Regions from separate parts of the Homo sapiens genome. Here region 1 is linked to region 2. A link is a loop called in an ENCODE intact Hi-C map of the cell type or tissue named here. Cell type or tissue: CD14-positive monocyte. All regions are shown on one strand. Each heading gives the region's core, and the rest is flanking DNA. Links, peaks and the distances in the headings are about the cores only. Region 1 overlaps CEP72-DT (CEP72 divergent transcript). Region 2 has its middle 8.8 kb from the start of MIR4456.

The links. Hi-C counts contacts between places; a loop is a spot of excess contacts. Peaks named below come from ENCODE experiments on the same cell type or tissue, not always from the same donor. Only the 100,000 strongest peaks of a DNase experiment are listed, where the experiment ranks them.
Region 1: a loop joins it to region 2, with 2.4 times the contacts of the local background. A loop is called at or near these places in 6 of 110 quality-filtered maps.

The regions. Positions count from the first base shown.
Region 1 is chr5:602,335-610,881 of GRCh38, forward strand. CEP72-DT (CEP72 divergent transcript) reads right to left here. Exons shown (of 3, transcript NR_103444.1): 3 at 1-510. LOC105374608 (a long non-coding RNA gene) reads left to right here. Exons shown (of 8, transcript XR_007058672.1): 3 at 1,683-1,834; 4 at 2,029-2,306; 5 at 2,811-2,881; 6 at 3,479-3,526; 7 at 3,745-3,959; 8 at 4,731-5,276. Among named protein-coding and RNA genes, the nearest start is that of CEP72-DT, 5.6 kb to the right of the region's middle. RefSeq lists enhancers at 427-927, 928-1,428. In CD14-positive monocyte, for the core only: no CTCF peak of the experiment used is centred there; a DNase peak (open chromatin) is centred at 5,277; H3K27me3 peaks cover 2,489 bases.
Region 2 is chr5:540,435-548,981 of GRCh38, forward strand. No RefSeq gene overlaps it. Among named protein-coding and RNA genes, the nearest start is that of MIR4456, 8.8 kb to the left of the region's middle. RefSeq lists an enhancer at 899-1,484. In CD14-positive monocyte, for the core only: no CTCF peak of the experiment used is centred there; a DNase peak (open chromatin) is centred at 3,677; H3K4me3 peaks cover 1,364 bases; H3K27ac peaks cover 485 bases; H3K27me3 peaks cover 3,232 bases.

The sequences.
Region 1 (8,547 bases), core at 2,191-7,190, 63 kb after region 2:
CCTCCTGGACCAGCCCGAAGGGCACATGGGGATGGCGCCTCAGGGCTCCGGTAGCGAAGGCCACACAGAAGTCCCGAGGACCCTGGCAGCGGCCGTCTCCTGCGTCTTGGTCCCTGAGGACCCTGGGCCTTCCTGGCAGTGGAGGCTGGTGTCTCTCACTCTCTCCAGGTGCAGGCCAGCGCTCAGCTAAATGCCTTCAGAGCTCCGGCTGAGATGTGCAGCACCCGCCACCGTCAGTCTTCGTGTGTTGGGGCGTGATGGGGATGGTGTCTCAGTCCTATGTTCTCGTGCTGCTGTGTTTGGGATGTGTCAGTTTCCCATGACTGCTGGAACAAGCTACCCCAGCCTTAGGGGCTCAGAACAACACGCAGGACTCTCAGGCTTCTGGAACACGGCCCCCACTCCCTCCCGAGGCTCTGGGCCAGGATCCTCCCGTCGCCTCCAGCTTCTGCTGTATCGCTCCATGGCCGGCTCCTCTGTGCCTCTTCTCTCTGTGTCTCTCTTCTGTCTCTTAGAAGGACATTGGTGAATGCATTTAGACCCCCAGGCCCCACCCCCCGATAACCCAGGAAAAGCACCTCTTAAGATCCCTATGTTTATCACAGCTTTTGCCTCAGAGGTGACATTCGAAGCGCTGGGGTTTTGCACAGATTTTGGGGGAGGTCTTAATCAGCTCAGGTGGCCATAGCAGAAAACCACACACGGGCAACCCGAGCAGCAGACATAGGTTTGTTGAGCAGCAGACACAGGAAGCTCCCACCACTCTGGGGTGGAAGCCGGAGATCCTGGCACCAGCTGACTGGCCTCCTAGTGAGGGCCCTTCCTGGTTTCCCGGTGCGACAGAGAAAGGGGAGGGCAGCCCTCTCCTATGAGGGCACTGATCCCACTGGGAGGACCCCACTCCACACACCGCAGCACTGGGGTTGGGGTTCCACCCGTGACTCCTGCAGGAGCACAAACGTGCAGCCAATAGACCACATGCCTCTGGGCAGCAAAGGTCCCCTGTCACCTGCACTGCATTCTCCCGGTGCTGCCTCTGAGGACAAGGCTGGCTCCAGCGGGCTCAGTGCTGACTACCAGGATGCAGGAGGCCTGCCCGCTCGCCATAGCTGCGAAGCCGGCTGATTACATTTCAGGCTTTTGTTTATTCCCCATCCCAACCCGCTCCTTCATCCACACAGACTGCTCGGACCTGGACTCAGGCCAGGCTGGACACCAGGCAGACGGAGGGACGTCCCCAGCAGCCAGCTCCCTCTGTCCGAGCAGACGGAGGGACGTCCCCAGCAGCCAGCTCCCTGTGTCCAAACAGACGGAGGGACGTCCCTAGCAGCCAGCTCCCTCTGTCTGAGCAGATGGAGGGACGTCCCCAGCAGCCGGCTCCCTCTGTCCTAGCCCTGGGAAGGTGGGGTCCTCCAGAGCTCCCCTCCGCAGCCCCAGCCACTCCCATGCTCCAGCTCCTGCCCCCTCCCGGGGCTCTATCTCCCCACAGAGAAAGGGGGTCCCTCCGCTGGGCAGGCACAGCCTCCTTCCAGGCCTTGTTACGGGCACCTGCACACGTGCCTGTGCCACCTAAGCTGTGCCCGCGCCACCTAAGCTCTGCCCGCCACCTCGGCAGATGCCAGGGTCCACAGGAAGGCATTGGGTGCAACAGTCACTCAGCTGTTGTGTTTTCTTTCTCTTAGCCACAGTCTAGTCCTAGCAGCAGTGACCTTGGTTTGGAGCCCGGGTTGGGGACCCCAGTGATGCCAATTTTCTTTGCCCTCATCATCCCAAGGCGGCTGCTGCAGTTTCAGACATCACAACTTTGTTCAGCGCAAAGGAGAAGGGGGACAGGGTATGTGCCACTTACACGTTTCTTCTTCTGGAAAATCTAAACTTTACCTGAAAATGCCACCGTAGCCTCATGCTTGCTTCTCACCAACCCGAGCTGTAAGAGATGGCTCCATCCTCTACACCAGAAATGGGCAAGGCCCAAGAGGGCTGGGAACTGCCAGTCCCCTTGAGGGCCTTCTTATTTTTAATTTTTAGGGATGAGAAAACTGGAGTTCGGAGATGGGCTTGCTCACGGCCTCACAGCCAGGGAGCCTGCTCACCCCAGTGTGTGCCCAGCCAGAAACCTGCGTCTGGGCCCCCAGAGGCTGGGCTCCTCACAGTGGGGACCCACCATGTCCACTGCCTGCAGGAACCGACAGAGAGGCTGTGATGCTGAGCCCCGGCCTCATGCAACAAAGCTTTGCCCGACGGAATGCACCCAGCGGCAGTGGAGAGCAGTGCTGGATCCTGCGGGGTTGAGGCGGTGGAGCTTGGTCAGCATGGGGTGCAGGGGCAGGAGGGGGGACGTGGCCAGGGGCCAGGGGCCCGGGAGCAGTCAGGGCTGGTCGGCTGACCAGAGGCTCAAGGAGAAGGTGAGCTTTGAGTGATGGTCACTGGGCCATATGGGGTGGGGCAGCTCTGGCTCTGAGAGAACTCCTGCTTGGAGGAGGCCTTGGGCTTCCTGAGGCTGGTGGCCCCCAGGCCACACTCTGCCCTGGCCCTAAGGGACTCTGAGCTCTGGGCTCCCCGAAGCCTCAGAGATGAGGAGCAAGCAGCTGCAGGTCCCCAAGCCATAGTGGGGGAAGCCTGGGACTTTGCAGGGGATGCCAGGTTATATCTGATGCTGGCCCCTGGTCCTGATCAGCCTGCTTTTAACAGCAGATGGCGGAAAGAGAGGCAGAGGTGGTGTACTAGGCTGTTCTTGCATTGCTATAAAGAAAACCTGAGACTGGGTAATTTATAAAGAAAAGAGGGTTAATTGGCTCATGGTTTTGTAGGCCGTACATGAAGTGTAGTGCCAGGATCTGCTTCTGATGAGGCCTCAGGAAGCTTCCAGTTGTGGTGGAAGGTAAAGGGGGAGCAGATACATGACACTTTAAGAGGGGGGCAAGTCAGAGGGAGGAGGCACCTCACATTGTGAGAGGAGAGCAAGTCAGAGGGAGGAGGCACCTCACATTGTGAGAGGAGAGCAAGTCAGAGGGGGAGGCGCCTCACATTGTGAGAGGAGAGCAAGCCAGAGGGGGGAGGCGCCTCACATTGTGAGAGGAGAGCAAGCCAGAGGGGGGAGGCGCCTCACATTGTGAGAGGAGAGCAAGCCAGAGCGGGGAGGCGCCTCACATTGTGAGAGGAGAGCAAGCCAGAGGGGGGAGGTGCCTCACATTGTGAGAGGAGAGCAAGTCAGAGGGGGGAGGCGCTTCACATTGTGAGAGGAGAGCAAGCCAGAGGGGGGAGGCGCCTCACATTGTGAGAGGCGGGCTGTGAGAGAGGGGCAAGTCAGAGGGGGAGGCACCTCACATTGTGAGAGGGGGGCTGTGAGAGGGGGGCAAGTCAGAAGGGGGAGGCGCCTCACACTTTTTTTTTTTTTAATTGAGATGGAGTCTCACTCTGTCGCCCAGGCTGGAGTGCAGTGGCGTAATCTCAGCTCACTGCAACCTCTGTCTCCCAGGTTCAAGCAATTCTCCTGCCTCAGCCTCCCAAGCAGCTGGGATAACAGGTGCGCACCACCACACCCAGCTAATTATTTTTGTGTTTTTAGTAGAGACAGGGTTTCACCATGTTGGCCAGGCTGGTCTTGAACTCCTGACCTCAAGTGATCCACCCTCCTCAGTCACCCAAAGTGCTGGGATTACAGGTGTGAGCCACTGCGCCCAGCCACCACACACTTTTAAACTACCAGATCTACCAGAGTGAGAACTCACTTATCACCAACAGGATGACCCACGCCATTCAGGAAGGACCCACTCCTGTGATCCAAACACCTCCTACCAGCCCCCACCTCCAGCACTGGTGATTACATTTCAACATGAGATCTGTGGGGACAAACATCTAAACCATATCGAGTGGGCTCAGGAGGCAGCAGCCCTGGAAGATGCCGAGTGCCTGGGAGGACAGAGGAAGATGCCGGAGTTCACGGGTGCCATGTGCAGGTGCAGCTCCTGCCAGGCGGCTGAAGATGGGGCTCCAGGTGGTGGCAGTGCCCCAGCCCCACCAGTCCTTCCTGGGGAGAGGGTCACGGCTCAGTGGCTGAAGGGCTGGGGGGCTTGTCTGAAAGGAGTGAATGCCTGCCCATCAGGCACTTTCGGAAAAAGCTGGAAACCAAGATTTCCCTGAGAAGTCCTGGGCTTTCTGGTGTTGGGAACTATAGGAAGCAGCCGGCTTCTGCTTCCCCTCCAGGGTCCAGGAGAGAATTTGTTTTGGACAAACCTTCTAGGCCACATGCTTGGAGCACCTCTGACCTCACCCAGTGCCATGCCCCCCAGCTGAGGCCCGGCCCCTGCATGTGTTCAGGGATGTGAGGTCAGGGAGTGGTTCAGGGATGTGAGGCCTAGCACTGGTCCGCAGGCCTCTGGGAGCCCTCTGGGCCCCTTGCAGAGCGGGGCAGCACTTGGCTGAGGACTGCGAGGGCTGAGCTGTCCTGACCCAGTCCTGGGATAGCAGAGCCGCCCACCCTGCCTGGGGGCTCCTGGGTGTCTCCTGCAGCCACGCCACTTGTAGCTGGGTTCTGTCCTGGGACAGCAGAGACACCCAGCCTGTCTCAGGTCTCCAGGGCGTCTCCTGCAGCCACGCCACTTGTAGCTGGGCTCTGTGCTTGTTGTCAGTGCAGCCCCAGCAGCCCAGAGCGGTTCACAAGCTCCCAGACCGATTTACCTGCTCCAGTGAAACTCCTATGAGGGCACTGAAACTTCCCATTATTACAGGGCTCCGGCCCACAGCCATGGGGATGCCCCTTCCCACACCAGCTCCTGCAACTGGAAGGCTGTGGGCCACTCACTCTGAAGCCTCCCCTTTCCAGACACAAGGGCAGGAGTCAAGGGCAGTGGCAACATCCCCCAGAGATGCCGATGGACGGTGTTTCAACCTAAATCGGACAGCCGCACTCCCTCCCTGGCCACACAGCAGGACAGAGACCAGGACACAGCGGCCCACCCGCTGCCCTCACACTCCCCTCCTCCACGGTGTGAACTAAACCGCACACGTGGCCTGTTACTCGGACAAGGTGGGAAGGTGTGGCCCCACCCCCTCCTAAGACATTACGATGCGGAGAACCCCCAAGCCCACCCTCAACTGTGTTCACTGGAAACAGCCCAGCAAGGGCTACGTGTGCCTTCCGGTTTCACATTTGGGAAGTGGGTAAAATGCAGTATTGACAGTTCTCAAATATTGGTGTTGATCTTAACTGCTAGAGATACCGTGAGGGAAAAGAGCGCTTTTGTTCAACGTTTATGAATGGATAAAGGAGGAACTGAAACCAGCAAAGGGGCGGCTGGCCCTGGACCAGACGCGGCTTCGCCGAGGAGCTGTGGGCAGGGTGGGCCGGCACCTCCTTTCCTCTCGAGAAGGATGTGGAGAGCAGGTGGCTCGTGCCACCTGCCTCCCTGGCCCTCGTCCATGCCTCTGCACTGACCGCTGGGCTCCTGCCGCCCGGGGATGTGGGGAAAGGCCTTGGAGTGGGATGGAGGTCCGCGTGTGGGTGTGTGGCAGGTACCGGTGGATTGAGGTCCATGTGTGGGTGTGAACCTGGGTGTGAGACTGTGTGTGGGTGGGTGTGTACGTGAGTGTGCATGTGCACGTACACCTGTGTATGTATGCGTGTGAGGTGTGTGAACTGTGAGTGTGCTGTGGCTGTGAGCGTGTGCACACGTGAACTGAGCGTGACAGTGCGAATGTGTGTGCCGCGAATTCCACTGGCCACATGAATGCAGGCGAGGCCGCTCCGCTAGGCTGTGGATTTCCAGCATGGCCACGCTGGTTGCCTGTGTTGTCTTGTTGACACAGGATGGAGAAAGAACGATGCAGGATGCATCTCTGAGCCTGGCTCAGGCACCCAGAGGGAGCTGGGTTTGGGAGCAGCTGCTCTGCGTAGCCCTGGCTTGGATGCTGCGAGCCAGGTGGGCCTGGGGTGAGCGCTCGTCCCTGGGGTGGGTGGAGGCCCCCATTTCCCTCTCAAGTCCCCTCACTGTACATCACAGCCTCCTCCCACCCCCGCTCTGTTTAGAGAAAGCCCAGAGGCCCCTCAGGCTGAACCTCCAGCCCTCTTCTCTGACCATGTGGGTCTCCCTGTTTCCTTCCGCTGGCCTGGTCTCTGTAGGGCTCACTGAGCCTGCAGTCTGGGACCCACAGGCTTGAGGATTGAGGCTCGGGGCCTGGGAGCCTCCCTGGGATGTTCTAGAAAGCTATGGATGGGGCACCTGTCAGGGAGACAGCACACGGAGAGCCTCTCCCACCTGGGTCCTACCATAGCGGCCTGGGCCTGTGGGCTTAAAGAGCCGCTCCGGAATTTAACTGGGCCTGAGGGCTGGTGCCCTGTGAGGAACCCGGGATAGAACCTGGGGACAGAGGCCTCCATTAGTCCTTGGGAGCGGCAGGTAGCCCATGGGGTCACTGTGATCCCGGCACATTGTGGGAGCGTGCGCTGGGATGGGGAGGGGTCACTGTGAGCACGGTGCGTCGTGGGAGCGTGCGCTGGGATGGGGAGGGGTCATCGTGATGATGGCACAGCACACTCTCCTGTGGTCTAGGTTTAGGGATGCCAGTGAGACCCGCTGAAGCGTTGGGGCCCTACCCGAGGTGAGGCGTGCCCAGGTCTGGGGACTCCTGTCTTGGGGCCCCTCCCAGGAGAACCACCCCCCTCCTCTGGCAGGAAGCCCCCAAAGCTGTGGAGGAGCCCTGGGCCCACAGACAGCATCCCTGCTGCTGGGGACCCCAGGCCTGTGCGGGTGCCGCTGCCATGGGGCTGATGGGGCCCAGCCCAGCAGCCCCTGCCTTTGCTTTCCCGGCTTCTCTGCGGCTCTGTGCTTTTGCTGCCCCATTCCAGGCCGGAAGGCTCCCGCGCCTCCATGGATCTTCATGATTTGGCCAACCAGAGTGAGCACCGTGAGGAAGTGGAGACAGACACAACTTTCAGCAGCAGAAGACAGGATAATAAAGTTGGGTTTGGTTTATGATCTAACGTGACCATTAAAAGTGTTTAATAAACAACGTTAAAGACTACTTAGTGGCAGATGCATCCGGCAATGCTTAGCATAGCCTCATGACTGTCAATACGCACAGGCTTGAAAAACACCTGCAGGATACATGTGGGCATGTTAGTGTGGGTTATCTCAGCAGGGCGGCATATCGAATCTCGGTGCCCTTCTGTAGTGTCTATATTTTCTACAGTGAAGCTGGGATACTTTGGTGAGCAGAGGCATTGTTTTCAAAGTTCCCATTGGTACTTCCATCACATCCCCGTGTGGTTCTGTCCTGGACCGGCTGCCCACTGAGGTCCCACTCGCCCCTACCCTGCCCTGTCTGGCCAGCTGGGTACCTGCCCAGGAGGAAGAGGCTCAGTGTTTGGGGCCTGTGTTATGCCCTGAAAAGCCACTGCTGTTGGGTGAGGGCCCATGAGGCCTTCAGTTTGCCATCGTCATGTGCTTCTGAAGAGCCAGGATGCTGTCCACTGTTTGTCTCCTGGCGGGACAGAATTCCACTCAGTGCATATCAGGGGCAGTGATGGGGCTGGGGGTGTGAGGGCTCAGCTGTGCCCTGAACTCCTTCACAGTCTTGCAGGAGGGGTCATGGAGCCATATCTGGGTTTGCAATTTTTGGAAAGTTACGTGACGATCTGCACTCAGGAATGCTGAGTGTTCGGCAGGCCCCATGAACAGTGATCAAATGTGACGCTGTGTGTCCCACAGCCTAAGGGCTGTGGCAGAGACCAGGAGGGCCATCAGCTCCCACAGCTTTCGAGTCCACCTCAGGGCTCCTCCTTGCTGACCTCCCTGGGTTGTCAGTGGAGACAGCCACCCTCCCACAGAGCACCTGCCTGAAATGGGCCAGGCCGCCCCTGTGCCCTGGCTCTTGCTGCACATGCTGAGGTCAGCACGGAGGCGCCCTCGGGCACCAGCATGCCCTCGGGTTTGCAGCTTGTCAAATATCCCATGAAGGCAACCTGACCAAATGTGCTCTAACACCACTGGACCAATGGAACGTCTTGGGCTGAACAGATGCAGCCTTGCATCCACCGCCTGCCACCACCCTCTGTGTACACCCCCTGCACACACCTCTGCACACACCCCCCCTGCACACTGTTGCACATACCCCCTGCACACAGCCTGTGTACACTCCCTGCACAGATCCCCTGCACACAACTCCCTCACACATCCTCTGCACAAACCCTGTGTATACCCCCTGCACACACCTCTACACATACCTTCACACACCATGTATACCTCCTGCACACACCTCTGCACACACCTCCTGCACACACCTTGTGTACACTCCCTGCACACTGTTGCACACACCCCCTGCACATAGCCTCTGCACACAGCCTGTGTACACTCCCTGCACAGATCCCCTGCACACACCTCCCACACACATCCTCTGCACAAACCCTGTGTATACCTCCTGCACACACATCTACACACACCTCCTGCACACACCTTGTGTACACCCCCTGCACACTGTTGCACACACCTCCTGCACACACCTCCTGCACACACTGTTGCACACACCCCCACACATAGCCCCTACACA
Region 2 (8,547 bases), core at 1,434-6,433:
AGCCCGCCCCTACTCCCTCCATCCAGAGAGGTCCAGCCTGGATGCCCACGCCTCCCATCTTCTCACTGATCTGTCCCCAAGACACAGCTCCGCCAGGGTCACCGAGGCCTCTGTGCTGCCTCATGGCAGGGCTGGAGCTGGGATGGCCTCTCTGGATTTTGGGCCTGTGGCTCTCGCCCTCTGCCTCCTTCCCAGCCCTTCGCCCTGGAGCGGGGCAGCCTTGTTTCTCCTGACTTTCTGGGCATGGTCTCTCAGGCTTTGGGTCCTTCCTGACTCAGGGATCTCAGCTCGGAGCCACCTCCTCCAAGAAGGCTCCCGGCTGCACCCACTTCAGGCACCTTCTGTCCTAATGCCCGTCTCCCTCCTGGCCTGCTGCCCCGTCCTTCTCTCCAGGACGACTTTGAAGCCATCCCAGATGTGCTATGATTTCATCTCCAATAATAATAATAAAAGCAACAATGTGTGCAGCTGAGGGGTCCTGATATGCATTGCGGGGCCTCACAGGGGCTTGGACCATGCTCGGCCTTGGACAGACACAGCCGGGAGGGAAGCATCCCGCTCCTGTTAACACACGTGACCCGCAGGCTCTGCAGGACATGCCGGCTCTTTTGCACAACCTCTTGGTGCAGCAGGGGGGTGTTGAGGGACCAGGAAGGGTTTGGTCCCCTCCTCCACCCCCTCTGCCTCCCTCCCCATCAAGTGGGCTGCCCGCCTCCTGGGTTGGGTCCTGGCTCCTCTGGAGGGGCTGCTGTGCCCACCGCCCTCCTTGCCATCTCTTCTGGCCTGGGGTTGGGGAGGGGGCTGGCAAGGGCGAGGCTTCTCATCCATCTTGCAGGGCTTGCCTGGGGCCACAGGGCTGCGCTGGCCTGGGGGGCTCTGTGCGCCTTGGGCTGGGGCGAGGCAGCTGCCCTCCGACCTCCAGGTCACTGAGGATGGGGTGCCGCCCTTCCCCCAGGGGCAGGTCACGTGGGGTGCCCCGGACAGGTCAAGGAAGGGGCTCTCATGCCTGGGGCTGGTTGGGGCCACCTGGGGGGGAAGGTGACAGTGCTCTTGTCCCCAACCCTGGGCTGCCTGGTAAGACCTGAGGGTCTGGGATGAGCTCAGGGCCTGCAGCCCTCTGATGTCTGCACAGACACAGCTCTGTGGGAAGCAGGTGCCCTGGTGAGACCCTTTCGCCTCTGGGCCCCTCCACCTTCCCCTGCTCCTCACAGATGCCCCCTGCCCATCACAGGGCCTGAGGCAGAGGCTTTGAGGGGGCGGGGCCTGGAGAGGGCCTGGGGCGGGGCATGGGGGAGATGGGCGTGGTAAGCAGGTGGAGCCTCTTGAGGATGACACTGGGGTGGGGCTGGGGAGGGGCCGGGGCCCTAGGCTGACCCCGGGAGGGAGCATCACCCTCAGCTGCAGGCAAGGGACGGGGCTGCTGGTGAGAAGCTCAAGCACAGGCCCTCAGTGAGGCAGGGAGAAAATGGCACAACCGCGGTGCCTTCCTAGGACTCTGGCTGTGCTGTGGGAGTCGGTGCTGTCCACTCTGTTTGAAGCTCTCAGGTGGAAGGGGCAGGTGGGGCATCTGAGGCACCGACCTCAGCTCCCAGCCCTGAGCAGAGGACGAAGGAGCCCAAGGTCCGGGAGAAGCCCCTTTTCCCATCTCTGGGGCATGGGAGGGGCCTGCACTGGCTGAGACCCAAGTTTCCAGCAGGTGAACATCGGTCCTGGTCCCACGTGCAGGGCAAGGACGACCCTGAAAAGCCCCTGAAAAGCTGGGGTGCCCACCGTGTCTCTGAAAGGCTGACGTTCCCACCGCATCTCTGAAAGGCTGACGTTCCCACCGCGTCTCTGAAAGCTGGCGTGCCCACCACATGACGTTCCCACTTCATCTTCTTAGGTGCTTTTCTTGAAAAGTTTTGTTTTTGTTTTTGTTTTTTTTTTCAGGTAACAAACTGTCACCAAGGTCATGCCTAGGCCCTGTCTTGACAGCCCTCAGTGGCCCCGGTGTGTCCCCTGGGAGCACAGGCCCCATGGGTGGCCCGGCTCTGACCCCACGGGCCCTTCCTTCTGCCGAGGGCACTTCTCAGGCTTGGGTGCACAGGGCTTGGGTGTGTGGCTCCTGCCTGGGGCCCACTGAGCCCTGAGCTGCACCAGGCCTCGACCTCGGAGCTGAGGTCTGGGTCATCCTCCCAGGGAGGGTCTGGGAGACCTCAGGTCAGAGTATCCCACAGACCCCACAAGTGACATCCCAGCTCCTCAGGCCAAATCTCCTGGACCCCAGAAGGAGCAGCTGTATCAAGAGGAAGGCTTTGGTGACGCTGCTGCAGGGACAAGGACTGCTCCGTATGGCAGAGCCAGGTGCGAGGGGCTCGGGTGCGACGGGGAAGCTTTGGCAGCAGGAAGCAGAGGCGCGGGACAGCGGGAGGGAGGGTCTGGTGTTCTAGTGCTCGGTGGAGGACCGCTGAACGTGCTTAGGCAGTGACATGAAAGCCATCAGGGCAGAGGGACAGGCAGAGGCCCCAGCATGCGAGAGGCAGGTGGGCGTGCGGGGTGCAGGGACCTGCGGAGGACATGGAAAGGTGTCAGCTGAGGGCCCTGATGTGTCTGGGGTCACCTGCGGAGGAAGGTCCAGGGGAGGAGCCTGCTGCAGGCGGGTGGGGAGGGTCTCAGCACCACAGCAGCCGGGGCCAGGGCTGGGCTGCAGGGCCAGGTGGGTCCAGTGAGTGTGCTCAAGCCGCCTCGTGGAGGGGAACTGGCAGAGTGCTGAGCAGAAGCCAAGGTGCCGCCACTCGAGGGGCCGGATGCTGGGGTCCCAAGAATGGTAAAGTGGGGAAAGCCGCTGAGGGCCTGGATGCTGGGGTCCCAAGAATGGTAAAGTGGGGAAAGCCGCTGAGGGGCCGGATGCTGGGGTCCCAAGAATGGTAAAGTGGGGAAAGCTCTGAGGGGCTGGATGCTGGGGTCCCAAGGATGGTAAAGTGGGGAAAGCCGCTGAGGGCCGGATGCTGGGGTCCCAAGGATGGTAAAGTGGGGAAATAGGACAACAGTGTCGGAGCTGGTGCTGGGCTTAGTTGGAGACACCCAAGGCCTGGTGCAGCTGAGGGCTCAGTGGGCCCCAGGCAGGAGCCACACACCCAAGAGCCTGAGGTTGAGGCTACAGCGGAGGCCAGAGGGAGCTGGGCTATGGAGGAGGATGCAAGGGTTCTGGGGCATCACCCTGTGGGCATTTGAGGTCCCCAGGACAATGGCAGGACAGGAAAGCCAGGTCTTTGAGGGTCCTGAGCACACGCCTGGGACAGCAGCTCTGGCCCACAAAGGCTATAGTGCCCTTGGAGCCTGGGGGGCTCTGGGCAGGGCCCACGGCTGAGTTGCCTGGAGCCTGGGGTGAGGGGTCCAGGACAGACACTGGGAAAAATCACCTGTGGTGACCCCCGCCTGGCCCTGCATCCCTCAGTGGCTCAGAGGTGGCCCGAGGTCACGCCGAGGCTCCGTCCTCTCCTCAACCCCGTGTGGTTTACCACGTCCTCATCAGCCAGGGGGTGACTAACTGCCAGGAACAATTGGCAAATGGGACCGTGGGTGGGAGCCCATCCATCCTCCAAGCCCACGGTCCAGGCCAGCGCAACAGCTTTCCAGACCACAGGCTCCTGTCGGGGATTTCAGAAGATCCGGAAATCATTTTACGACCGCATTACCTTTAGCCAACCTTGCTCATTGGAGGAAGGTGAAGGTTTGGGGAAGTAAACGCAGCCGCGAAGCCCCAGCCCAGTGCTCTGCCCGTGAGGCCGTGGGAGGGGCTGGTCTCACTTCCACTTCCACTTCCTGTTTAATTTTCATAGGCTTTAAAATCACACAGGCAGAGTAGGGAGGGCAGGCGCTGCCCTAGCAGAGAGCTGGGTCAGATGTGGGTTCACAGGTGGAGCCTGGCACATTCGTCCCCGAGAGTGAACAAACAGCACCCCGGGCCCGGCTGCCCATTCCTTGGGATAGGAGGACAGCAGGACAGGAGGCATCGAGGACACAGCAGCTTCCTGCTCTCACACGCTGAGGGGCCGGGGCCAGGCCTTTGCGCACCAGGCATCCCCTCAGTAGGACTCAAGGCACTGCACGCCCCCCAGGGGTCTCCTTCCTGCCTCCAGTCAGGCTGTGGGACCTGAAGCTCCCCAGGGGCCTTGTCTGGCTTGGCTCTGAGGTGGGTCCCAAGTGTCACATGAGCCTGGTGAGACACAAAACCCAAACAGGGCCAGGAGACCACCAGGGAGGCCAATGCTCTTGGGGTGTGGGTTGGAGGGGCCAAGCCTCTGAAGCTGGTGTCCCCGCCTGCTGGCCATGTTGGGGTGCCTGTCTCGTGCCACCTGCTTGCAGGCCAGGGGGTTGTCACTGTATTTCCTCCAGGTCCTGTGCTGCTCAGGACTCCCTGACCCACTGGAGGGGATTAGCAGCTGAGGACAGCTCTGAGAAGCCTGGTCGGCCCCGGGTCCTGCCCAGGCATCTTCAGCTGCGTCTCCTCACCGGGTCTCTGAGTGAGAGACGAAGCCAGCTGGACTTCCTGGGTTGAGTAGGGACTTGAAGAACTTTTCTGTCTTACAAGAGGATTGTAAAATGCACCAATCAGCACTCTGTAGCTAGCTAGAGGTTTGTAAAATGCACCAATCAGTGCTCTGTAAAAACGCACCAACCAGCACTCTGTAGCTAGCTAGAGGTTTGTAAAATGGACCAATCAGCACACTGTAAAATGTTCGAATCAGCACTCTGTAAAATGGACCAATCAGCAGGACATGGGTGGTGACAACTAATGGAACAAAAGCTGGCCACCCCCCAGCCAGCAGCAGCAACCTACTCTGGTCCCCTTCCATGCTGTGGAAGCTATGTTCTTTCCCTCTCCACAATAAATCTTGCTGCTGTTCACTGTTTGGGTCCACACCACCTTTAAGAGCTGTAACACTCACCGCAAGGGTCCGTGGCTTCATTCCTGAAGTCAGCGAGACCATGAACCCACCGGAAGGAACAAACTCCAGACACATGAGGACCTGTCTGTGCATGAATGCAGCTGTGTGTGCTGTGACAAAAGCAGCTCTGTGGGACATAGGAGTGCTGGGTGTGGGGGTCCCAACCAGATGACCTACCGGGACCTGTGGGCCCAGTGCTAGCCAGGTCTTAGTCAATGCCACTTAAACTAGCCAATTGGAGGCCCTTTTCCACTGGACATGCTGCCGGACTCATCTCCCCTTCTGGACTGAGGGCCTGAGGCCTGAGACTCCATGACCTGTGGGTCAGCACGGGCCAACCGCCTCAGTGGATGGAGCCCAGAGGCTGGATGTGGCCAAGGGCCTGAGTTCTATGGGGCCTTAGGCATCCTGGTGCCCCTTCCCATGGGGTGGGCAAGGCCCGCTGGAGGTTGTGAGGTGTCGAGAGCTGCAGGACATACCACAGGGCGGACGGCAGGCTCCTGGTGGCCACAGTGGGCCCCTGACCACTGACTTTGCAGAATGTGGCCAACTCTTTGTGGAGGGGGAAGAGGGAAGCTGACTCTGCCATGGCCTCTGGGGGTGTCCGTGCTGTGTCAGCAAGTGGGTCTTGGGTGCTCATGGGACCCTGCTGAAGCATCCTTGCTGGGGCCTTCCATAGAGCAGTCACTTAACTGTCTCAGGCCTTCTTCTCGTACAGGCTCTTCCATGGGGTTTTGCTCCCCTAGGGTCCAGCAGCTGAAAGCACAGCAGCCTCCCTGGCTCTTCTCAAGGCCAGCGTCCAAGGAGGGATTGCTGGGGCTGCAGGGAGCACAGGCAGGGCCTCCACCCTGGCCCACCACACTCGCTGGGCAGAGCCCCGCACAACCAGCCCTGAAGCCTGGGATTGCACCTGCTACCCTGCAGGCTAGGTCCTGTTCCAGCCCCAAGCTTTCTCTCCTCCTGTCCTGGCCCCTACAGGTCACGGTGGCTCTGGGAGCCCTGGGAAGGCCCGGGAAAGAGGAGGTCAGGGAAAGTGACTTTGCTTGTCCCTGCAGGGTCTGGAGCAGCTGCCAGGGCTTATCAGGAGGAAAGTCTACCCCGAGGTCACACCTGTCCTTGTGTGGTCCCAGCACTGACATTGGGCAGTCCTATGACCATGCCACCCGGGAGCTTTTTTCAGAAGTGGTGCTAGTGCCAGGCTGTGACCCCAACACCAGCTGCCCTGCCCTATGAGGCCAGCCCTGGGGTCTCCGGATGGCCTTTTGCCGTCCTTTGCCCTTTACCCGACTGGAGACTGAGGCTTGGCTGTCTTAATCCCTGAATGGCCTTGTTCTCGGCTGGGGCGCCATATACTTGGGGCCAAAACCGGGTTAAGGATGGGGCGAGCGGCTCGGGAGACAGCCCCTCCTACCAATAAAGTTCACAGAATTACAGGGCTTGGACTTTGTGACACCTGATTATGTCTGTTGCGACACCCACTTCCTGCTCCCGGATAACTGAGGCAGGAGAGGCCACCCCACAGCTTGTGGGGCTTGAATGGCCAGGAATGGGGTTCCCACCTGCTGCTGCCTCTGTCCAAAGACCAGGATGGGGACTGGGAAGCCTCATGTTTAAAACTTGGACTCAGAGGGTCTCCAGGTGCACCCTGCAGGGACCCTCACCCCTCTGAGTCCAAGTTTTAAACAAGGGACAAGGCGTGCCACTTTGGAGTCAGAGTTGCTTCAAAGTGGGGGCTGTAGCCTGGAGGCCTAGACAATGGCTGCCAGGCTGACTGGGCAGTGGAGAGGGTGAGTGCTGGGGGCACCGAGGGCAGTGCCGGGGCCTCAGGAGCAGCTGCCCAAGGATGGCTCTTCCCTGGACCCTCATCGCAGGCCCGCCCCCTCCTAGAGACCCAGTGGGCTGCAGCCTGTCCAGGTAGGGTGGGGCTGGGGGTACGAACTGTGCAGCCCTCAGAAGCTGCAGACCTGGGTCCACTGCCCCTTCGCTGGGAGTCTTGGCACGGGAGATGGTCAGGGCCACAGGGGCCAGGCAGCCAGGCCCATGACCTTGGGTGTGGTCTGCCCAGGACAACCCTCCCACACCGGCCCACCCCTGGGCCACCTGCCACCGTGAATCCAATGCAAGGCTGTTGTGACACTCACTCCCTGCTCCCAGATAACTGAGGCAGGAGAGGCCACCCCACAGCTTGTGGGGCTCGCTGGCCAGGGATGGGGCTCCCACCTGCTGCTGCCTTTGCTTTGCTTGCCTGACGCTGAGGCACCAGGTTGGAGGAAGCCCTGGCTCTGTGGGGGGGATGCAGGAGCTGGCACCTCACCTGCCTGCTGTGTGTCAGGGCTGGTGTCAAGCCTCCCGCCCAGAAGGGGGCTGGACGTGCTGGACAGTGGCAGGACAAACCGCCAGTGCTGGATTCCACATAGGCTGTGCGCTGTGGGTTCATGCTGCGTCTGCCTAGCGCAGGCAAACGAGTCCAGCTCTGCCCAAACAGGCCGCCTCGCACTGGGAGCAGAGCCTCACCAGGATGCTGCACGTGGCACCTCCTCCCTCCCGTCTCTGCAGGTGCCGACTCGCTGGTGCTCAGTAGCCAGAAATGCACAGTAAATAGGTGTCCTTCGATTCCAAGGAATAAATACCACTTTTTGTCCCACTTTAATATGCCACACAATAATCTGTCTTTGGATTGGGATGCAGTGACGTGAGACATCTTGGTAAAGTCAAAACTGTCTCTCTCAGTTCCGGTAGCTTCAGATCCGACTGCTCTGAACCAGCAAACAGAGACTCCAAATCACAAACCTCCCTGGGAGCCACAAAGCCATTCCCTTTCTCTCACAGGAGCCCATCTATTACTTGTGTTTGAGACACGGCCACCTCAGCGTGTCTCCGTGCTGATTCCCACTGCCCTGAGCCCTGGACAGGGGACCTGTGAGGGCCTCTCACCCCCAGGCAAGGCCACGCCAGTGTGAGCAGCAGCCAGGCTTCTGCTTTTTGAGGGTGCGGAGACGCAGCAGTAAGGAGACAGGACGTCACTCTCAGAGAGCTCCTGACCTCTGCCCCACACACCAGAGACACGTCAGCTCCCGTGGGCCCCAAAGAGAGAGGGCACTCGGCTTAGGGGAGTCTTCCTGGAGGAAGTGATGCTGGGGGCGAGTCCTGAGGGCGGGATTAGCAGGCAAAGGAGAAGGGAAGAAAGTGGCCCAGCAATCCGTTGATTTTAAATGGTGAATCATTTTTCTGCACCACTCACACTGCCAGAAAGAATGAACTGTGGTCCCAGCTTAACATTCTCCAAATGCCTAGCAGGGCATCATGCAACCTCGGGTAGAATCATCCATTTCCCATGGGTTGGCAATGCTGTCTCTGTGATATGCCATTTCCGTATACACCTGAGTCTAGTTCTGGAATTCCAGTTTCTTTTCCCTTAATCCATCTTCACATTCTGGTACCAATCTACCTGAAACTCTACTCGCTGAAATGGTCGATTATGCTCTTCCCTTGATCCGTCTTCACGTTCCGGTACCGATCTACCTGAAACTCTACTGGCTGAAATGGTCGATTATGCTCTTCCCTCGATCCGTCTTCACGTTCTGGTACCGATCTACCTGAAACTCTACTGGCTGAA